Regions from separate parts of the Homo sapiens genome. Here all the other regions are linked to region 1. A link is a loop called in an ENCODE intact Hi-C map of the cell type or tissue named here. Cell type or tissue: endothelial cell of umbilical vein. All regions are shown on one strand.

Region 1 (8,000 bases):
CCAGCAAAGGTCAAATCTCTTACTGGACACATCTTCCTGATCTATAGAGGATCTTTCTCAAGCTTGAAAGATATACAAAGAGGCAGAAAGCTGAAAGAATGCTGAGCACAGGTCATCAGGGCTGTAGGGAGCCTTAAAGCAACTCCAGTACAATGGCTTACTAAGTGGGTCCACAGAGGCACAGAGCTCTTCTGGGGAGATAACTCGGCCCTGGCTAGAAGCCTATGAGATCTTCCACCTTTTAACAACAGCACCACCATTTAACTGCACTTTGATTATTTTACATATTGAGATTTGACATCCCATTTTGTGAGGGATTTATAAAGAGTTTCCATGAAGAAGAAACATCTGAAAACACCGACATCCAAAGAACTTACTATTGTAGGTTTCACAGCCAGTTATTACCTGAACTAACAGAGATTCCTCAGAAAAAGTCCTGGGAATGAGGGGCTAGTAAGAAACAACCAAAAGAGGACAAGAAAGCTCCAGAGAGCATGCACAGCAGTGAGCGAGGTCAGCTGAGCCTCTCAAAAGCCTGGAGATCCCTAGAAGGACTTGAGAGGCAAGAAGTCAATGATCATGGGAGCTAGAGGGAACAGAATGTTCCAGGAACTGACCCCTTCACGTCTCTCCACCACACTCCCTCTGGGTTCTCACACCCAGGTACGCTGCTGCTCAGGAAAGATCTTCCTGCTTGGAGGAGGGACTTGGAAGCAGAAAAGCAAAGCAGGAAAGAGGAGAGCACATGCTTTTTCTCTTCTTCTGACTCTTCTGAGGTTACTGGTCAAAATCCTTCATGAGTAACAATGGACTTCACCTTCCCATTCCTCTATCTTTCTATCTGCCAGATAGGCACAAGTAGATCCATACCAGCTCTAGACGGGTTTGGTGAAAGGGCCGGGAGGATTCTGTAATCTGCTCAGTAACGGCAATAGAAAGTGCTAAATAAGTGCGTCAAGAAATATTTCTGGAAGAGCTATGCAACTGGAATGCTTGGAGAGCCACCCGCATGGCAATAACTCGATCTGTCCTCATTTTTTAGAACAGACATAAACCCGGGTTTAAAAAAGGACTCATGGCTCCAAAGCAGCCAAATAAATAAATAAACACAAAGAAATCTCTCAGTGACTTATGGAAGCCATTAATGAGAAAGTTATGTACATAATAAGAACTTGATTTCCTTTCTCTCTCTCTCTCTCTCTCTGTCTTCCCCGTCTCTCCTCTCCTCCCCTCCCCTCCCCTCTCCTCTTCTCTTCTGTCTCTCTCGCGCTCTCTCTCTCTCCTTTCACATCTTCTCCCCAGCCACTTTTGGTAGTGAGCAGTTTGCTGTGTATCCAAGGGAAGCGACAGTCTCCTGCGCTGTGCGGCCAATCCATCTAAAAAACGTATCATCTGTCTGTGCGGCAGAAAGCCCAGTTGGAATAAGCAAGTTCTGTGCGTTCAACTAGAAAACACTTCTTGTTCTCGCTGTCAAAATAATTCTGTATTAAACTTCTGGGATATGTGACTAATGTGCTTGGAACCTTTGGAGTGACTGGTTTATTTATTTTAGGGAGGGGAGTGCTGCTGCTGCTGCTGGTGAGGGTGGTGATATAGAAAGAGGAGGAGGAAGAGAAAGGGAGGGGAAAAAAGGATGGGAAGAACACACACATGGTCTGCTCAGAGATCTCACATCACCTTCTAGAAGCCTGCATTGCCGCACTTTGTTACAGAAGCATGAGAAGGAGCAGAACCAGGCAGCAACAGAGAAGTAAAGACATATAAAGACAGGCAATGCACACTCCCCAGAGTTAAGGTTGCCTAAGAGTTCCTAAAAAGACTCTGAAATGTATAAAGTAAAAGCAAAACACATACACACACACACACACACACACACACACACACACCAGAGTAATCCTATCACAGCCCTTTTACAAAGCCCATGACAGCTCCTTACTGATTACCAAAAAAAAAAGAAGCCTCCAACATTACAGGAAGGCATAGGAAACTTCTCTGATTGGATACAGATATCTCACCTCCAGACTCAGCCTCCCACTCCCAATCTCTCTAGATATTTTCATGTCTCTGCTATTCCCTCTGTCTTAAAGACTCAGCTCTTTCTTTCTTATTTGTTAAAGTCCTAGCCATCTAGCAAAGCCTAAAACAATATCCTTCCCCCAATCCCCACAGCAAAGCCCTCCCCAATGGCACAAACAGAACACCTTGCCTTCTCACAGCGTTCCTAACTCTAGCATTGATCACTCTGTAGCTTGTCTCCAAGTATTGTTAACTGTTGGAAAACTTATTTACCTATACCTGTAACCATCACCCTTCCTCCCTTCCCCAGACACCAGTCTCCTTGTAGCACCCAAAGCATGAGCACACACACAAACATGAGCTCTTTCTTCGCAGACAGGGGTCCTCTTTCACTATCTTAATTTCTTCAAGGCCAGCCACTGTGATGCCTCCATATACAGGCCTTCAGTAAGCACATGGCCATAGCTGAACTTTTGTGCCATCCACGGAAAAGCATCTTTAGCGATAAACTCAAGAAACATAAAACAAAACAAAACAAAACAAACAACAACAATAGCTGAAAAATCTGCAGAAAGAAAAGACCAGGAATTTAATTCGTGCTAAACCTCTAAAGTCAGTTCTTAAAAGCTGCTTTTCTCTCTTCTCCAAATCCAGTGGTTTTGTTCAATGCTTCTCTCCTGCTTTGAGTCAGAAAGTGGGTGGAAGTTTGGGGAACTAAATGAAGAAGGGTGACGCGAGCAGAAGGCTTCCAGTGGAAAACAGATGAGGAGATCAGGTAAATAAATCTAAGACACATCATTTTTATGACCTGACAAATAATTGCAGGTTGAAATCATCTGCTTACTTTGTGTTTTGTTTTGCTTTTTTATTTTCTCCAGCTACTTACTTATAATATTCATATGTTATAAAAAGAAAAAAAAGGAAAGAAAAGAAAGAGAGAGAGACACACACAGAGAGAGAGAGAGAGAAGAAAAAAGGTGTTTGGGGGTGGCGAACAGGGGTGGGGAAGTGACCAGGACAATGACGAAAGAACGATTTGGCCTGTGTGCTGCTGGTCAGCTTTGGCAGGCCCTCACCCTCTGAACTTTCTCTCCAGAGAGTTATTTGACAAACAGAGTTTCAGAAAACAATTTTCACTTTCTTTCTCCAAACCCCACCTCCCTCCCCTACCTCATTTTAAAAATCAGCTCCAACCTCCTAAAGAGGAAAAGAAAAACTAAGACCCAATTCATTTTACATTTTATACCACTTAAGGAAAAACATTTCTCAGAGCAAATGCTTTATGATTCAGAGAATAACATATTCTCATCCCGTTTCCTTTGACTGCTACAGCTCTCCTCTCATTCCTGTCTTCTCCTTGCCTTTCTTCAACTTGGAAGTGGTTATTTGCCCTCAGATGTGGCCTCATAATTATTCCCATTCAAAATCTCTCTCTCTCTTTCTCTCTCCCTCTCTGTCTCTCTCTCTCTCACACACACACACAAAACTAATGTTTGTTCCTATTGTTCTTGCCTTCATTAGAAGGTAACAGATCTATAAAAGGTAGCATGTGCACTTACTCATTTTAAAGAAAGCTTAATAAGCACCTACTAATAAGCATCCTACTCTCCAGCTGTTTATATTCTAGGGGAGGAGATCAAACATGTCCAACACAAACTGCTCAGCAATGTCGAAGGTGATATGTACAAGACAGGCCTACATGACAGAGCTCACCTAGCTCTGGGAACTGTGGAAGGCTTCCTACATAATACACCTTGCACACAGTAGACCCTCCATAAAAGTCTGTTAAGGGGATGAATGAAGAACAAAATCAGTGAGGATTCACTTGAACATGGACTTAAAAGAATGCGTAAGATTTGGGCAAGCCAAAATGAGAACGCCAACAGTTTAGGAGTGAGAGTGACAGCTACAGGGAGGCAGGAAAATGAGAGGACGCTCCCAGCAATGACTAGAAAGAAGTCTGGTGCAAAAGAAAAATGCTATCAGTGATGGGTTAGAAAGGTACTTATTAAATGAGCTAAGAAAAAACTTTCTACGTGACGGATTATGAGCTAGTCACTGTTAAACCCTTTACAAATATTAACTTATTTAATTCTCACAATGACCCTATTCCTATTCCACAAATGAGGAAAGTGAGGAGCAGGGAGGTGCAGCAACCTCCCGGGGAAAGTGTTGCTTGGTGCTGGAGCAGCCTGGCTGCAAGGTGTGGCTCATAACAACTACCTTACTGTATCTCCACAGCCTATCAATGTCTGGGAGGACAGATCATAGAAAGCCTTAAATGCCAGATGGAGGAGTCCACGCTCTCTTCCATATGCAAAAGGAAGCAACTGAAGGTTTTGAGAGAGAAAATAATAGGGTTGGATTTAGGGAAGATGAATAATTTGGCATTTGTGTTGAAGTCTGACTGGAGCTGGTGAATGGATTAGCGCTTAAGTGATGAATCAACTCCAACATCACCCGCTACCCTCTGCCCCATCATACCCTCATAAATCACTGTGTCATTGTTATGTACATAGTCCAACAGGATATCCAGTAATTTTTCTGTGTACACTCAGACTCTGAAATTTGATTTGTATATTGGAATAGTTTGTTCCCATCTGATTTCCGGGCCGAGGATTCCATGGAGGGATGGCATGGCTGCAGTCAGCAGTGAATGGCCTCTTAGTCTAGCCGGAACACTCCAAGAGGCAGCATTGTACATGTACTGAATAGTCACAAAAATAGCTCAGCTAAAGGACACAGAAAAAAAAAAACTGCACTCTTTGGAGCTGACGTATTTTTCCTTTTCTCCCTCTGCCACTGTTTCTATGACCTAGTAAGGAGGCATCACTGTAGAATGGAAAAAGCACTGAACGAAAATTCAGGAGACCTGGGTTCGAGCACAGATTACCACTTTTTTTTTTTTAACATGATTTCAGACAAGTTCTAGATTTCAGTTTTCCTATCTGTAAAATGAGAGACTGATTCTTAACTCGAGTGATTTTTTTTCCCCGTGTGTGTGTGTGAGACAGAGAGAGAAAGACAGAGAGAGGAGAGAGGAGAGAGAGAAAGAAGAGGAGAAAGAGAACTGAGATAGAGTGAGAGACAGAGAAGAGAGAGAGACAAGAGAGAGAGAGAGATGAGGGGGTGTCAAAAATATACAAGTGCATTTGGGGTGAGATAAGTTTATTTTAAATCTTGAATCCTTTAAAAACGTTACATAAAATAGAGCTGAGAACTAGGTTACAGAGGGTGAGTTAAGATTTTAAAACTTGAGGTCTGATAGCAAAATGGACTTCTACAAATAAAATGTCACAGTAGTTAGCTGTAAGGGGTGGGATTACAGGTACAATCCTTTTCATTTTATAGTTTCCTGTATATTGAAAACCTATACATGAGTACATATTACTTTCACTGTTAAAAAAAAAAACACTATTTTCAATATCTATTTTATTATTAAGAATTTTAAGACTACCCATAATCGTGCTTGGTAGGGAATATCGGTAGAGTCAAGCAGCTCGTTGGCAATGTGAGATGCAGTCTCCTCATTTTTGTAAAGGAAAGGCAGGCTGGAGACCATCATCATCAACTCTGCACTGCCTCAAACCCCTTCGGGGTATATACCCTGGCTTCTAGATGTGTCCTCTTCCCACCAGCCTGGGAGAGAGCCGAATCCCATGCATTCGTCAACCCCAGCATGTAGCACAGTGCCTGCCACATCCTAAATACTTAGGCAACAGTTTCTAACTTAAGAAACAACCTTTCTAAGAACCACTACAGTAGGAAATGAAGATAATATTCAGTTATATCTAACGAACTGTGGTGCTTTTGTCTTTGTTTTATAGACAGAGTTGCACTCTGTGACCCAAGCTGAAGTGCAATGGCACCGTTCTAGCTCACTGCAGCCTTAAACTCCTGGGTTCAAGCGATCCTCCCACCTCCTCAGCCTCCTGAGTGGGTAGGACTACAGATATGTGCCACCACATCTAGCTAATATATATTTTTTTTTTTTTTGGAGAGACAGGGTCTCACTGTGTTGCCCAGGCTGGTCTCAAACCTTTGACCTCAAGCAATTCTCCTACCTTGGTCTCCCAAACTGCTGGAATTACAGGCATGAGCCACCATGTCCGGTCCCAAGAATTGTTTTTCCTTTTTTCATCATGAAGCTATATATGATTTAAATATAACAGTCACTTCTTTAAAAATTAGACTTTGAGTCTGAGCGAAAATCTATAGCTATTTAAAAGATGACAAATATCTGTATGTTGATTGACTTAAAATTTTTTCAAGGCATATTGCTGAGTGAAAAAAATAAATGATAGCACCTGCAGTAATTTACGTAAATTGTAAATGCCGTCATTCACATAAAAGTTGCATGTGTGTATGTGTGTGTGTGTGTCTGTGTAGAGAGAAAGAGAGACTCTAAAAAAGGTATTTTCCAAAACTTTAACAAGGATTATCACTACAGAATAGTCCCAGCTACTTAGAAGGCTGAGGTGGGAGGGTTGATTGAGCCCAGAAGTTCGCAGCTACAGTGAGCCATAATCGTGCTGCTGCATTCCAGCCTGGATGACAAAGGGAGATGCTGTCTCAAAAACAAACAATCTAGTAAGATTATTGTTTTCCTATTTGTACTTTTCTGCCTTGTTCAAATTGTCTTTAGTGCTCAGAAACATTTCTTTTTTTAACATGGAGTCTCGCTCTGTGGCCCAGGCTGGAGTGCAGTGACACTATCTCAGCTCACTGCAACCTCCGCCTCCCGGGTTCAAGGGATTCTCCTGACAGCCTCCTGAGTAGCTGGGACTACGGGATTCTCCTGACTCAGCCTCCTGAGTAGCTGGGACTACAGGCATGCACCACCACGCCCTGCTAATTTTTTTGTATTTTTAGTAGAGACAGGGTTTCACCAAGTTGGTCAGGCTGCTCTCAAACTCCTGACCTCAAACCATCTGCCCGCCTCAGCCTCCCAAAGTGCTGGGATTACAGGCGTGAACCACCGCGCCCAGCCCAGAAACACTTTCTTTTTAAACTTCGGTTCCTCTGATTTCATCTGGGATGGAGCTGTTCTCAAACAGCTGTTGTTGAGTCACAGTTGCCTTAAAAAACAACAACCAAGCATTGTGTAAATATAAGGTGCTCAATCGTTATGCAGCCATGAGGTCCTTCTTGGGGCTATAGCAATAGTGACAATTTCTATCTTGGTTTCTATCAGTGACAATAGTGACAATTTCTATCAGTGACAATGGTGATTAATAATAATAATAATAATAAACAGCCCACTTACTGGTCATACTGGCCTTGCCATAAGTCATTAAAAAAACAGAGGCAAATTCCTTTCTCCAAGCTCCAAGCACAAGACACCCCACATTATCGTTTTTGTTAAATAGGACAGGTTTCATTAATAATAGGTGGAAGTGGCCAGGCACAGTGGCTCACGCCTCTAATCCCAGCACTTTGTGAGGCCAAGGCAGGCGGATCACTTGAGGTCAAGAGTTCAAGACCAGTCTGGCCAACATGGTGAAACCCTGTCTCTACCAAAAATACAAAAATTAGCCGGACTTGGTGGTGGTGCATGCCTGTAATCCTAGCTACTTGGGAGGCTAAGGCAGGAGAATCGCTTGAACCTGGGAGGCAGGGGTTGCAGTCAGCCGAGATCGTGCCACTGCCTGGGTGACAGAAAGAGACTCTGCCTTAAAAATAAATAAATAAATAAATAAAATAAGAATAATAAATAGGTGAAAGTGATAGTGTTGATTTTTATTTTCTTCTTTAACCCTGTTTACAGTTTCTGAATTTTCTATGAGAATATATTGCCTTTATATTAAAAAAAAAAGAAGGTCATTTAAAGACATGTAAACAACCACCACCATAAATAAGCCAGGCTCTCCTTTCACTGAGTTTAAACATGAGCCTTCCTTACCAGTGAGCCTGCAGGGGATATTCTGTAACTAGGTCACCGGATTTTACGCCATCACAGTAGTCCTCTCCAAATGTTCACCAAA
Region 2 (8,000 bases), 81 kb before region 1:
GCTGATGCTTCCGGTCCTCAGACCAAACTTTGAGAAGCAAGAGACTTACAACTGTCAAGATGAAGTTAGGAAATAGAATCTTGAAAAGCAGAACATCTGTGCCTGTCTCATTGGGCTGTGATAAGGATTATTAATCAGATGGGTGATAGTATTTCTGTATATTGAACAGTACACTGGTATAGTCCTGTTAAAAGGGTATGGTTTCAGCCACGCACGGTGGCTCATGCCTGTAATCCCAGCAATTTGGGAGGCTGAGGCAGGTGGATCACCTGAGGTCAGGAGTTTGAGACCAGCCTGGCCAACATGGTGAAACCTTGTCTCTACTAAAAATACAAAAAATTAGCTGGGCGTGGTGGCTCATGCCTGTAATCCCAGCTACTACAGAGGCTGAAGCAGGAGAATCGCTTGAACCCAGGAGGCAGAGGTTGCAGTGAGCCAAGGTCATGCCGGTGCACTCCAGCCTGAGCAATAAGAGCAAAACTCCATCTCAAAAAAAAAAGAAAGAAAGAAAAGAAAAAGGGTATGGTTTCTATTACAGACAACAAACCTGAGACCCAAGTAAATCAAGTAACTTATCCAAGGCCACACAACTAATCCTGCTGACCTTCAAATACAGGTTTATCTGCCTGTCAAGCCTATCAGTGTGAGTATATGCCAACGGAAAGGTAGGAAATAAAAGTAGATACTACTGTAGATTGCTGGTATAAAGCCTTGTTCTTGTTTTGCCATTATTCTCAGAGAGCCATTAACCTGCTGTGTGAATTTTAGTAAGTCTTACCCCTTCTAACCACCTCCATTTCTGCATCTGCAAGGTGAAGGTACTGCCATTGAGAAACTCCGAGGCGTCTTCCATCTCTGACCTGCCTTTCACTCTTCTGGCCCCCCCACACACTCACAGTGGGTCATCAGGTGCTAAGCTTTAGCTTCACACATGTGGCAGTCATCACAATTTGGCAGCATCCAAATTCTAGCTGCTCACATCTGCATTTGTGCTGATCTGTGCGTGGTCAGAAGTTATCTCTGTTAAAAGTCTCAAGCTCAATATAATGGGGGGGTAGGCCGGGAGGAGGGGAACAAAATAGATGACCCAAAGCACTGAAATTCCTATTTAGGTGAAAACTCAGTATGATCAGGGCACTATGACCCTAACTACTCTTCATCTCCTCATCTCACTTACCAAATGAAGATATTGAGAGCACTAACCTGACAGAAGTTTGAAGAACAAGAAAAAAACTGAGTTATGCATAATGTGTTTCATATGATTATCTAGCTTTTTTTATTCTTTCTTAAGGAGCCAGATAAACACGTAGTTAACGAATTATGATATGAAGTAATTCATAATGTATGATCTTGTCCCTTCCTAAAATCCCATAGTACACATTCTCTGTATTCCTCTGGGGCCCATCTACCATTTTCTACCAGAAATTTCCATGGTTTATGAACTTGCATCATTGTCTCTATTTGTCTTCAATGTTATCTCTGGAGGTATTCACATATTTTGGAGTAAATCCGGATTTAAATCCAGATTTTATATTTATTAGCTGTAAAACTTTGGGCAAATTACTCAACCTCTCTGAGCACCTAGCAATTTTCTATTTTATAGGATTATATACAATAATGTATTGAGATGTCTAGCATTTAGCAAATTCTGAATTAAAATTGAATTTGAATGCATGAGTGAATGAATGAAGTAGAATAAGAGTTTCAATATTAAAATATCACTCAATAGTTTGAGATACATACATGCCAAAAGTCATGCTACAAAACGAGCCTAACACTCAGAGTATAACAATAGGTGACTACGGGGAAAATCCAACAGCAAAAGGAAATGTATGCCACTCAAATGTCATCTCATACTTCCCACATAGAATGAAAACTTTTGCTTAACTCATGGATGGCCTTCAGAGCATCTACAAACCTCCTAAACTTGTTGATAGCATTTTCTGGAGTTCTGCATTTTCCAACTATTTCATAAATTCATCTGAGTTTCTGAAAATTCCATAATCCTCACATCTGCCCCAAACACAGGATCATGTGTATGCACGTGTGCACGCACATACACACACGTATATTAAGAACTACTACTTTAGGCCAGGCACGGTGGCTCACACCTGTAATCCCAGCACTTTGGTAGGCCGAGGCGGGTGGACTCCTGAGGTCAGGAGTTTGAGAGCAGCCTGACCAACATGGTGAAACCCCATCTCTACTTAAAAAAAAAAAAAAAAATTAGCTGGGCGTGGGGGTGTGCACCTGTAGTCCCAGCTACTTGGGAGGCTGAGACAGGAGAATTGCTTGAACCTGGGAGGCGGAGGCTGCAGTAAACCAAGATCGTGCCACTGCACTCCAGCCTGGGTGACAGAGCGAGACTCCGTCTCAAAAAAAAAAAAAAAAAAAAAAAAAAGATTTGCTACTTTAGGCAGGTCCCTGGACAGAAAGGGACTGTCAAATAAAAGAGAAAAAGTAGATTTAATAAAACAAGGCTGAAAGCTGCAAACATACTGTTTGGAAAGTATGGGTAGTGGAACTTATAATGATGACCATCTCAAACCAGAAAAAGGGGCTCTGAATTCAAGATCTGGCTTGGCTGCACATTCGCTGCAGGTCCTTGGGCAAATCTGAGACTCATGAAAATCAGAGGGTTCCTTTGACATCATCTATGCCACCCTCCTCCTCCCATCTCACAGATGGAGAAAGTGCAGCTCAGAGGAAAGTTAGGCATTCACTAAACTCATAGCAAATTAATTAGAGCCAGGATTTGAACCTCAGACTCAGTCAACTGATTTCTACTCTTTGAACCTCTGTACTGTGAGGTTCCAGGTAAGTGCTTAGGTCCAGTGGTCTCTAAGCACCTTCTATCGGATGGGTAACAATTACTACACTCTTCTCCAGACCTGGAAGCCCCCATGTACATGTGAGTTTCATTTTGGCAATGATTATACTAGCTGTTTCTCAGTCCCAGCCCATCCCCACAAGAATAAGGCAGAAGGGTCTGAAATAAGAGAGAAGGGTCTGAAAGGGTGAGAGACACTGCTATTAATGCTGTGTAGCCCAGCAATTGGGAATCGCAGGCCTTGAACTAGACTTCATTGTGTTGGCTATTATTCTTCTGTCCTCTTGCTTATAAATCCCTCATCTGTCTTCTTTTTTTTAATGTTCCCCAACAATGTGCAGGAAACAGGAGCTCATTCTCAGATTCCTATAATTCACTGATTCAGAAAAGGGCAGGAGGCGGGTGGAGGAGAGTGATGATGTCAGCGTCAAACAACCTCTTACAGGAAGAACTGCAAGGGAATCCACAGTCTTTTAATAAACACGGAAAGCAGAAGGTAGCCGGAACCCTCTGTGCCATGTCTTCATGAAATTAATGAAGATACCTGGAGTCCATTTATGTTTAAGGACATCTCACATCCCCATGCTGAAAATGAAATTGGTTTTGCCTGGAAGATAATGGCCTTTTAAGAACTAGGAAGTGAAAGGATAGTTTATAGAAAAAGATTTCTCTACTTAAAGATACAACTATGTAGTCAGAAGAATTCTAGTCCAAGATCAGTCAAAAACACTTTAGACAAATCAGATTCCCTCCCAGACACTAAAATCTCCATCTGTGACATGAAATAATTTGTTTAGATTACTTCGTGAAGTCCCCTCTGGCTTTGACATTCTGATCTCCTTTACAGATCCAGTGATTTGCTCTGGAAAAATCAAATAATGGAAGAAGCATCCACCTCTTCCTAACGGTCTTAATAGGGGGGAAGTTTACCAGATCCTCTCATAAGACCCAGATCAGGGAACAATGTCACAGAGTAAAGAAATGTGGAGGAAAACAGCTTTTCTTTCCTAACAAGGAATTGCAAGTTGCTGGGGTAAGGGACTACCGCTACCGGTGTATAAATGCCCATTCTTACAGTATATATAATAAAAGTCATTAACTGCATGTCTGGTATGTAAAAGAAGCAAAAGCTAAGCAGAAAAATAACTAATTTTCCACAGTGGCTGTGCAGTAGAGTCATAGGACTGTCCTATGATTTTGGAAACATGGCACCAGGAGAGAGAAGGGACTAGCTAGGAAATAAAATCATATATAAGAGAACATTTAACCGGAAGTAATGCCATGATCAACTGGTCCAACTTTGTCATTAGATGATGAAACAGACCTCATAGAGGGAAGGTGACTTGCCTAGGTGACACAGCCAGGTGACATTACAGCTGGGATTAGAAAAGGATTCTCATGGCTTCTGGTGCACATAACATACAACATACTGCTTTGCTCCCAAAAACAATGTGATTCTATTCAGGTTATTACAGAGGTAATTTCACTTATAACTACTGCCTCTACCTCCACTTCAAAAAACGGTAACTGATTAATTTTATTTAAAGCAGACTAGGACTGTTTCCACCAAATTATAATAAACAATTCACTCTGGCAATATAGACAAGTCCATGAGATTTAATTGGGTATTATTCATCCTTGCTAATGAATCACCCTGTGGAAAACAGGGATAATCAACCGTCTACAAGAGGCCAGAAGCCTGTTCTCGTTCAAGTACAGATCTTGCCTATTAAAGAACATTAGGTATCAGCTCTAAATAGTAAACAGGGTATACTGTTGCAGATTCCGTGGAGTGCAGCTTTAAATAGATTTGGTTTGGAAATGGGACAGAGAACACACCGCAGTCAGTGGATCAACGTTGAGAGCAGAGAAAAACAATGATTACACTCATTAAGTGGGTACCTGTTGACACATTTACTGTCAAGTCTAATTATTTATTGAAACTGTTATTCTTTCTTCATTACTGCCACTGATACCAATTATTGCCACAGGATTATTTTAAATTTCTACAGCATGCTCCCAGACTATTTACTTCTCCACCTCCCAAAGGTTACTTGAGAGGTTTCTATCATTCCCTCTCTACCATTCCCCACCTCCAAAATATAACGAAAAGAGAAAGAGAGAAAATTCCTCTTTCTTGAGAGTAATTTTTGTAACCTTTCAGGGCTTGCTTAAAACTCCTCTTGATAGTTTCAAGATGGGTTTCTGTGGGGACAGGGGATACAGTTAATTACTTTTCAAAGCTTATTCTATTAATATTTAACAATTGGCATCGGAGGGAAGGTTAGTGTGATAACTGCAGTTTCTAAATGAACAAGTTAGATCTCTGCCTCACAGAGCTGTCAAAAACTATGATAGTAGGTATCTACAGTACATTCTTTTCTGATATATTTATCCGTAAAAATAAAACATTAGAAATAAGTTTTTGCAGGGTTATTTTGTGGACTAGAAAAGAAATAAAAGGTGGACAGGAGCCATTCTTACATTTTTTGCTACTACCTTTTTTAAAAACAATGTTCTCTTTTTCTGTGTTAGTTTGCTGAGAATGATGGCTTCCAAACACCGCATGTTCTCACTCAGAAGTGGGAGTTGAACGAGAACACATGGACACAGGGAGGGGAACATCACACATCGGGGCCCGTTGATGGGTGGAGGGCAAGGCAAGGACAAATACCTAATGCATGCGGTGCTTAAAACCTGGATGATGGGTGGATAGGGTGCAGCAACCACCATGGCACATGTATACCTACGTAAAAATCCTGCATGTTCTGCACATGTATCCAAGAACTTAAAGTAAAATAATAAGTAAATAAATAAATAAAAAACTTCCTGGGTAAACTAGCTTATATTCCACTTGAAAAATAAATAAATAATAATAAAAATAAAAACAATGTTCTTTTTTTGTAGGAATGAGAAGAAAATCTAAATAACTTAAGTGGCTGTTATGTCTGGTTTAATTACAGAAATTTCATAGTCCATACATAACCTACCTTGTCTGCACGTGTTCTTATTATATATATATGATATTAGCTTTGAAAATCATGTAAACCTGACACCTTAATTTCCTCTCAATTCTAAATTTTCTAAGTCCTACAAATTTGGGGCAATACCAACCAATTTTATTCTTCTCAAAGGTCTGTGCAACTGAAGTCATGGTTGCAGTTCGAGGTCATAGATATAACATACCAAAGGAATTAACAAAATATTCAGCAGAATACATGTGTATAGTACTCTAAATAATGATATCAAATCTTCTACAAAGTTACTATTCTACATATTGACTACTTCACCTCTTTTTGGTTAAGTTACATTACATAAAACACAGTAGAGCTCATTAGAAGGTACAGATTCAGCAGGTTGACTTTAGGAGAAAAATCGCATCTGGTAAATTTTACAACTATGATGCTTCCTTTAAATGTTTTTTCTCCATTGGCCTCCATTTTCTTGGCAAACTCAAGACAAATGTATTCTTCTGCCAAGGATTGGTGTCATTCCCAACAGTCCCCCAGGAGAGTGGCATTCAGATACAATGGATGCAAGGTTTCAAAAGACTAACTCAATTTTCTGTGTTCTTAGGATTTTTCTGTTGTGGCTTTGGATTCTAGCTTTTTGAGATGATTTTGTTTGGCAGCTAAGAGAGAGTGACTGACCCAGCCATAAATATTTGGCCCCTTCAGAGCCAGGTAACACTGGCAGTATAGTGTAGTCAAAAATGCGCTCAATCAAGGGTTAGGAAACCAGGTAAAAAGCCCTCCTGCCACATACTAGTTGAGGATACAATAAAATAATGGTTAAGCACATTCTACTCCATTGCATTTTATGGACACTTAAATACATACACATTAAATCTGAATCGTCTGTGTGGCCCAGATTTTTGGTTTTGGTATTAAACCTTAAGGGCTATGAATTAAAAGGGAAAAAAATAAATCAAAAAAACAAAAATAAAAAGAGAGGTCAGCTCACTGTCTTGGCCATTTTTCAGTTCTTTTCCTCATAAAGTACTTTGTATTTCTTCTATTCTTTGTATTTCTTCTAAAATCAACATTACTGGCTCAGATGCCTATTAGTATTTCATAAACAAGAAGACACGCCTCCTCTCTTACCTCAGATAGCTGGCTCCTGGAATGGATGGTTGACACAAGGTTCAGCCAACTGCAATGCTAGTGTTTACAAATGAAATAAGTAAAAATTACTTCCAGACACCAAACCCATATTTATTCATTAATAGTCATAACCTCTTATATCTACATAATGGTTTCTTGTTTTACAAAACATTTTCACATTCATTGCACCCCACAGGAACCCGATGAAGAAGCAGGAAGAGATGATTCTACTGGCTTCATAGGTGAGGAAACAGAAGCTCAAAGAGGGACAGAAAGGATGAGAAAGGAACTAACACCATCCTCATGATTAACTTTACAGAAACCATATAAAATGAATATTATTGTCCACATTTTACAGAAGTAGAAACTGAAGTTCACAAAAGGAAAGTAATTTGCCCAAGATTACACAGTTTAGTATCTGGCAGGGCATGAATTTGGAGCCAAAGTTTGTGCCTGCTAGTCCAGTAATCCTTCCTTTCTACTTCAGTTTTTCCTAGGTTATTAGGCTAGGGAAAGACAAAGACAAACAGCAACTCATTGTCTTAATTCACAAGGCTTGGTGGAGAGAGAAAATAAAATAAAACCAGCTATTTGATTGAAATGAGGAAATGGGAAAAGTACATAGGATTTCGAGCCAGTCAGATTTCCTTTAATCAATGGCCTTAGGCAAGTTATTTAAACTCCATGAGTGTCAATTTCTTCATATGTATGTGAAGATTATGATATATACTCCATAGCCAAAGTTGCCCTTAGTTAAACTTTTTAAATAAGATTTCTCTCCATTATTCCATATATATGGTTATAGAGAGCAGTGATAACATTTCTTCCCATAAATCCACATTTATATGATCAAAAGATAACATTATAAGCACATTAGGCAAGAGAATATCTCTTTGACTTATGTTTCCTAGTTTTAAAACACCGAAATATTAATCTATGTCACTCTCACATGACCTCATCTAACAAGAGACAGCCCAAAAACTTTTAAGATTTTAAAATCAAAAGTTTCCTTGACCCCTAAAAAGCAAAACAGATACTGCTTTAGTTGAAAGACCTGCTGATGAATC
Region 3 (8,000 bases), 330 kb before region 1:
ATTGCTCTTACCATGAAGTCCAAATTCTTTCCTGATAGAACTACTGTTTATCTTCTTAGCCTCCTCTCTTACTTTCCTCTACACAGGAGTCAACACTCCAGCTATCCTGTGGTTGCCCTGATTTGAACACTTTCCAACCTGCTTCCATCTCGCAACTTCTAACTGGTTATTCATCCTTCAGATTTCAAACGAAATGATGCCTCCTTTAGGAAGCCAATCTGGAACCTCCAAAATTAGACAAGGTGCCCACCATTAATGTCTCTTTAATAGTTTGCATTATCCTTATGATAACCCTTACGTCTTGTTTTGCAATTACTTATTTAGTGTTCCTTTCCTCTCTAAACTCCATGTGGGTAGAAATTTGGGCTTTCCATCCTTAGGGTCTAGCAAAGAGATTTTTCCATATGTTTTTATTCAATAAATTAGTTTTTTCAATAACATATTATTGAAATCAGTTTTTTCAATAATGTATTATTGGCAAATTCCATACAAGAGAGAAGTGTTTAATCAAATGAAACAATAAGGGAAATAGTTCGGTAACAGAATTGCCCACACTTCCCATCCCCCATCAGTTTTGTGCACCATTCATCTAAGAAGATTTAAGTATGATAGAGGGTTCTGTAGTTCAATCTAATTTTAAAAGTTCTGAGTTAGTTTATAAACATTGGGTTTCTTAGCTGTAGGTAGCAGGACATTTGGAGAGTGTGGTTCACTAGTTTTTGGTTATAATCAACTACTGTAATAGAACCAACCATTCCTATCTTTTACTGCTACTCGGAAGCCATAAAAAGACAAAAGATAATAAAATAGGTGGGATCCCATCTCTCAGGAAACTCTCAAGTCATTCAGGGGTTTCTTATCACTGAAATTTGTGTATCAGTGGCAGAAATTAAAATGTGACCACCTTGAGACAAGTGTCGAAAAAGAGCTATTTGGGGAATAATTTTTAACAGAGGATTCTTTGAGAAGAAATAACTAATTTATCTGTGCATAACTGAAACATACAGTATTCCTCACATAACTGTAGGGCGTAAGAAATGTGAATATCACACATCTCTACATTTTCCTCAAGGAAACAAGGCTCAGGAAAGATTTGCCCAAAGTGAGAAGGTCTTCAGAGGGTCAGGATTAGAACTCTGTTTTCCAGAGTCTGAAACCAGCGTTCCTAACCTCACACCAGAATGCTCAGACTTAATAATAAGCCTACAAAAAAGTAACAAACCCAGTTTTGTTCTTTAACAAAGTGGATCTCAGTGTATACACACCAGGCAGCAGGGCATGGAAATCACAAAGTAGGCTCAATAGGGACAAATTGGGTTGCTGTATTTTCATACAAGAGTTTCTAACATATTCACGGACTTCAGTAAAAGAAGCCACCAGTGTGAGCAAGTGGCTATATTTGCTTCAGTGGAAACAAACAGACCCTCGTTCACATATTTCTAAAAAAATTTGGGTGACCGAAAGCAAAGCGAAAAAGGAATAGGTGGTGTGTTACAGTTCTCAGAGAATTCCATGAGCAAAATTTTCTAAGACCTATCAAATATTTCAAATAAAATATTTGAAGGACATCATATTTAGAGCACATTAAGCTCCTAACAAAGTCACTAGATGTTTGCTCAGTTTTTTTTTTCCTCTTTGCAGAAAACACTCTCATTTTATAATGATCACTGTATTACGATGATTTGAATGTGTATCAGTTACACTGTAGATTGTATAGGAGAAAAAAATTCTTCTTCTAACGTATTTGTTCTTCAAAATGGAGTTGTCTGTCCACTGATTGTAGATGGATAAAAGGAATGGATCCCAGAAAGGTATAATTTCCAAGGAGAGAGCACTTTTGCCACAGAGTAGGAGGAAGGGTAGAAAATGTTTTCATGAAGAGTGACTATTAGGAACAAATAAGAGCTCTATTCACCAAACCTGTACACATCCCTTTATCCCTGTAAAACAAGCTATGAAAGCACATAATGACTAACTGCAGCAAAATTACTCACATTCTAACTTTGCATAATCACTAAAATGGCTCTGGTTTTTTAACCCTCCCCCTTCAACAATTCTGCACTCTTAAAAAAATTTTTTTCAACCACAGCACAAATGGTTACAGCAAACGGGTGTACCAGGCACATCTGCTGCTTCAAAAAGAATTCACTCCCCTGTGCCAAATCCATGTCTATCGGAAGAAATAAAAATAAATTGCGAGCAGGTTCAGCAAATGCCCAGATAAATCCTGTAGTGACCACATGGGTTAGATTCATTTCTGGTAGTCGGTTTGTCCTGAAAAGGGTGAGGCAAAGGAGGGGTGATTTGGAAGCAAGGGACTCTCTCTCTCACGCCTGTCTTTGTCACTCAAGAACTGAATACACAGTTAAGGTAGCTCCCTTCTCGATTTTCTGCACAACTATTTAAAAAATAGGATTGCGTTTATATAATCCCATAGGTGAAGGGCAGTGGGCAACATGTCTTGCAATATATGGACAGTGTCCTTTAAAAACAACAATAATAATGAGAACAACAACAGTCTTAGTTTGAATGGTCCCACAAATAATCTTTCCTATTTTTTCTATTTATATTTCTAACAGCTTTGCTGAAAGCGCCTACTTGATATTTTAGATCATTCAGTGCAGTAGATAACCTAGAATTTGGGGTACTAAAAAATTATGTTTTCTCTTTTCTACACACTATTAGCTGGAAATCTAAGGATGGCTTTTGAAAGAGAGCACCATTATTTTGACCATGGTACAAGGTGACCAAGCTCCATGGCAGAGCAAGGGGAGGGTGGCTAGCCCAAGATCAAGGTGTCAGCACAACTGCTGAAATCCTCATCAGCTGGGGGATACGAATGACTGATGGGGGTTCATTCATTTGGGTCTTATTCCTCCAGTGAAACTTCCTTTTAAAGGTAAAATGAGGAATTAGTTTATTATTCTTCTTTCCTTTTTAAAAGAGCAAACATCAACAAATTCAAAGATAAATATTCTTTGGGACACAATTTTAAATTAGGACAACAAGTACTGAAATTCCTGGGTTCAAACAAATTCACTTATATTGTTTCTTGGGTTTCAATTTCCTCTTTATAAAATTAGGGGATTTGATTGAAAGAATTCAAAGAATTTGGGTAGCTTAAGGTACCTAAGGGACGTTTTTGGGCTCAGATAAATTCTGATACCTAAGGTTCTTTGGAACAGCATATAAACAGAAAAACCTTCTCATTCAAACATTATTTTCATAATTTATCTTTATAAATATCAGGAACTGTAGAGGTAATAGGATACTTAATCCTGTTATGCTATAATGTTTCAGAAAAATAACAGGATATAAATTCATACATATATCATGATAAAAGTCCTATATGTGAATAAGAAAAACAAAACAAAAATTATGAGTGGTAATTATGAGTGGTGTCAATACAGATATTTTGCTCTTTTTTCTCCTTTCATTTTCTTTTATAAAATGAGCATGTATATTTATATTTACAACAAAGTAACTTTATTTACAGAAAAAAATAATCATATCTCCAAATATGTTTTCCTTTCAGAGAACACATTGGATTTTTCCCAAACCACCCAAAACCAAAGAAATATGATGTTTAGTTGGCTCAAAATTTAGACTTCAGATTTCTTTTTGAAAAATGCAATCATTCAGATAGTCATTGAGCATTTACTGATCACTTTCTAATTACCAGGAATGTTGCCAGCTACTGGGTAAAAAGTTACCATTTTTGGCCTCAGTGAATTCAAGTATAGACAGAGAAACAGGCAGAAAACCAGTAGAATTTTTTCAGAATTCCAGAAGTCTTACAAATCCTACTTGGAACACAGCGCTCCACTGCAACCCATTCATTTTTTAAACAGAGAGCTGAGTTCTAGCCAGCTAAAGAACACTGGCTTAAGAGCAGGGAACCAGGGTCCTTTTCATTCCACTCTGAACTGCTGAATTGCTTTAGGCACATTCTTGTCTGTGTGACTCAGTTCCTTCCCCTTCAAGATTCTGGGTAAAAATAATTCTTTATACTTTACATGGGCAGCTGAATTCAAACGTCTTCTCCTAGTCTGTTCTCCCTCTTGATATTCCATGTGTAAGTGCTATGGCCTAGGTAATTCTTACACATTCTTAAGTTTGAGTACCATTGTTCTAAGCTATATAACTCAGGAAGGGGGCCATGTTCTAATATTCCTATCTTCAGCCTTTCATAACACTTAGAACATGGGAGCACTAAGTCTATGCCATAGAAGAGTATCAAAACATCATAGAGCTCTACTTACCATTTGATCCAGCAATCCCACTACTGGGTATCTACCCAGAGGAAAAGAAGTCATTATTCGAAAATGATACTTGCACACGTGTGTTTATAGCAGCACAATTCACAGTAGCAAATCGTGGAACCAACCCAAATGCCCATCAATCAATGAGTGGATAAAGAAACTACGGTGTATACATATACAGTGGAATACTGCTCAGCCATAAAAATGAATGAATTAACAGCATTTGCAATGACCTGGATGAGATTAGAGACTATTATTCTAAGTGAAGTAACTCAGGAATGGGAAACCGAACATCGTATGTTCTCACTGATATGTGGGAGCTAAGCTATGAGGACGCAAAGGCATAAGAATGATACAATGGAGTTTGGGGACTTGAGGGAAAGAGTGGGAGGGGAGCATGGGAAAAAAGACAACAAATATGGTGCAGTGTATACTGCTCAGGTGATGGGTGCACCAGGATCTCACAAATGTCCGTTAAAGAACTTACTAATGTAACCAAATACCACCTATACCCCAATAACTTAGGGAAAAATAAAATTAAAAAAGAAAAAAATTATCAAAGAGCAATGAATGAATGAATATATTAAAGTATGAAATTATTCCTCATTTTCCTCTCTTTACTTAATTTTCTCTATTTAATCTGTGTGTGTGTGAGAGGGAGAGAGAAGAGAGAGAGAGAGCAAGAGTGAACACCTCTATGGGATCTACAACAATTGGAATTATAGAAATAAAGGAACATGATAAGCAGATCAGCTACATCATTATTAGGCAGGAAAAGGAGAGAAAATCACAAGGGAAGAAACACACACACACACACACACACACACACACCAGGCATCAGAGGTGTAATCTATACAGTTATTCATTCTATTCCTAGATTTCTTCATCCAATAACCTAGAAGCAAATAAATAAATGAATCAGAAAAACATACACTTTTCCATGGATACAATTCATGGAATGGTAGGATACAGAATTATTCAAGAAGAATTTTTATTATTGTAAGAGGAGAGTTCAACTTTGTATTCACTGTTTTCATGTTTTTAAATAATGTTTAAATAAAATAATATTATTCATTGTTTCTTAGACTTTTGAGAGAGCTAGGCAAGCCCTCGTGTAAGACAGTGTATTCATTAAAACAATGATACGCCGGGTACAGTGGCTGACACCTGTAATACCAGCGCTTTGGGAGGCCAAGGCAGGCAGATCACCTGGTTAGGAGTTCAAGATCAGCCTGGCCAACATAGTGAAACCCTGTCTCTACTAAAAATATAAAAATTAGCCAGGCGTGGTGGTGGGCACCTGTCATCCCAGCTACTCAGGAGGCTGAGGCAGAATTGCTTGAACCCGAGAGGTGGAGGTTGCAGTGAGCTAAGATAGCCCCACTGCACTCCAGCCTGGGAGAAAGAGTGAGACTCCATTTAAAAAACAAAAACAAAACTAAAAACAGTGATACTCATTGTAGAAAATATGAGAAGTAATAACAAGGTTAATAAAGAAATAAAAAACACTCGTTCAAAACTTTAGTGATAACAACTGTTTTGGTAACTTTATTTTCATGGTTTGTATTTCTATGTATACTTGTATCTGTGTGTAAGTGTGTGTGTGACTGTGTGTATGTGTGTGTGTGTGACTGTGTGCGTGTGTGTTTTGTATAGGTGATGGTGCTTAAATGTGAACCCTCTTTATGTGTGGCTTTGTATCTTATTTTTCATTTAACATTATATCAGAGATTATAAATTTTAAAATTCTTCAAAAATGTTGTTTATAGTGTGATAACCAAGCAGTCAATCTGCTTTAACAGATGCATATGCTCCAATGCACTAATTTCCTATTTATCATACATATTTAGTTGCAAAATCAAAACCAGAACAAAAAGCACTAAGATTTTTCCGCTGTCCTGTATTATGCTATTCTATCATCACAAAGTAGTTTGTTTCTGTTAAAAAGATTTGAGGAGGTGCAATAGTATATCAAAATGCCAGGCATGCACTTCTAACAAAATGTCAGCTCCCACCTCCACACTTCTCATGTGTATCAGATAATCTTCTTTCAATCAGTCATACAATATACATGCAATTCAGACCCATGCCAAGTACCTCACAGTTAAACCCTCTGATATTGAATTCAAAAAGCCTTGTTGTCTCAAGACAATTGATATTAGAGATTAAATATCAAAGACCAGTCATTTATTGTTGTTGTGAGTACCATTATTATTTGTATTATCACATTCCTTCTGTCTCTGTATCAGGTAGACTGTGAGGAACTCAATTGTAGAATGACAGGATCAGGGCTGTGTTGAAAAAAATATTAATCTGGCAGCCATATGCTTATGAAGGGCATAAAGGAAGCCAGCCTGGAAGCTACTGCAATAATCCAGGCAAGAAATGATGAGGCCCTAACTAGGAATAGAGAGTTTGAAGGAAAAAGGCTCCCAGAGCATTAACTACAGAACAAATACTGTCAGAAATGTTGTTCCAGCATATCTTTTACTAGCATCTTTTACTTTGTACAATAATATTTCCTAATATGAATATGTATGGAGCAAATGAGATCCACTGGCTGGTTTAATGGAAACATTATGCTCAAAGAGATCTGCATTAAGAAAGGTACTAGACTGGGGCTTCAGAACAAAGGCAGATAAATGCAATAACAGAAAAAGGCTATGTTAACACTGAAGGCCTACATTCTGCTAGTCAAATTAGTTGATGTTCTTCATATTTAATAGTCTGGATCCTTTAAGAGAAAGGGTGATTTATTTCGTTTGGGCAGTGGTCATGCATATGTCTTAAAGAAAATGCTAGACAATTTTGTGGGAAAGCACAACATAAGTGTCCAAGTGACCTAAATAATTTTTCCTCAGACCAAAATTCCAAGAAATAATCTTGCCTCCAATTCTGAAAGTAATCCTCTGGCTGTGGAGGCTCCTATGTGAACCCTCAGAGGGAAGGAGGAAATATAAAAGGACAGAAAATCAACAACAAAAATCCTCAAGCTCCACTGTATTTATTTCACACACTTCTTAGATTTGTCTAAATAGTTTAAGTAAAACTGGGAATTTAGGGTCAGAAAGGACCATCAATTTGCCTTTGTGAAATAAAGCACTAAACTGACTCAGTTTTCCAGTGGTGCTGAACCTCATAATTGAAGGCCTTAGAGATCACAGGCTAGTTAAATATAACTTAATTCCAGAGACCTAGCAACACTGGGTCTGCATTCCTACATGCAGCCTGGGTTAAATCTGGGAGGTTGGTGAGCCCTCCTGCTTGCCACAGTCTTCACCACTCTCTAGTATTCTCCAATCAGAGGTCAGTTGTAAGTTAACCATTTATCTTCTTGCTTGCACTGTGGTCTGTCCTATAATAAAGGGTGAAGTGAAATACTTCTTTTGCAATTATGTCTTTTTATTTTTTTAAACACAGCCTTGCTGTGTTGTCTAGGATGGATTGCAGTGACGCGATCTCAGCTCGCTGCAACCTCTGCTTGCCAGGTTCAAGCGATTCTCCTGCCTCAACCTCCTGAGTACCTGGGATTACAAACATGTGCCACTATGCCCGGCTAATTTTTGTATTTTTTAGTAGAGGCAGGGTTTCACCATGTTGGCCAGGCTGGTCGCAAACTCCTGACCTCAAGTGATCCACCCGCCTCGGCCTCCCAAAGTACTGGGATTACAGGCATGAGCCACAGCGCCTGGCCAAGAATACATCTTTTTTAAAAATGAAAGAGTATTTATTTTAAAA

Evidence for each region. Peaks named below come from ENCODE experiments on the same cell type or tissue, not always from the same donor. Only the 100,000 strongest peaks of a DNase experiment are listed, where the experiment ranks them.
Region 2: it touches region 1 in a loop (2.8-fold over the local background); 6 of 110 quality-filtered maps call a loop at or near these places.
Region 3: it touches region 1 in a loop (7-fold over the local background); 4 of 110 quality-filtered maps call a loop at or near these places.

The regions. Positions count from the first base shown.
Region 1 is chr3:188,259,757-188,267,756 of GRCh38, reverse strand. All of the region lies in intron 2 of LPP (LIM domain containing preferred translocation partner in lipoma), which reads right to left. Among named protein-coding and RNA genes, the nearest start is that of FLJ42393, 85 kb to the right of the region's middle. In endothelial cell of umbilical vein, no CTCF peak of the experiment used is centred here; DNase peaks (open chromatin) are centred at 1,516, 3,506, 4,626 and 7,186; H3K27ac peaks cover 7,432 bases.
Region 2 is chr3:188,340,653-188,348,652 of GRCh38, reverse strand. It overlaps LPP (LIM domain containing preferred translocation partner in lipoma), which reads right to left. Exons shown (of 12, transcript NM_001375462.1): 3 at 6,934-6,990. Among named protein-coding and RNA genes, the nearest start is that of FLJ42393, 170 kb to the right of the region's middle. In endothelial cell of umbilical vein, no CTCF peak of the experiment used is centred here; a DNase peak (open chromatin) is centred at 3,212; H3K27ac peaks cover 1,643 bases.
Region 3 is chr3:188,590,247-188,598,246 of GRCh38, reverse strand. The region is part of intron 6 of LPP (LIM domain containing preferred translocation partner in lipoma); the gene reads right to left. Among named protein-coding and RNA genes, the nearest start is that of LPP-AS1, 26 kb to the right of the region's middle. In endothelial cell of umbilical vein, no CTCF peak of the experiment used is centred here; a DNase peak (open chromatin) is centred at 3,946; H3K27ac peaks cover 1,725 bases.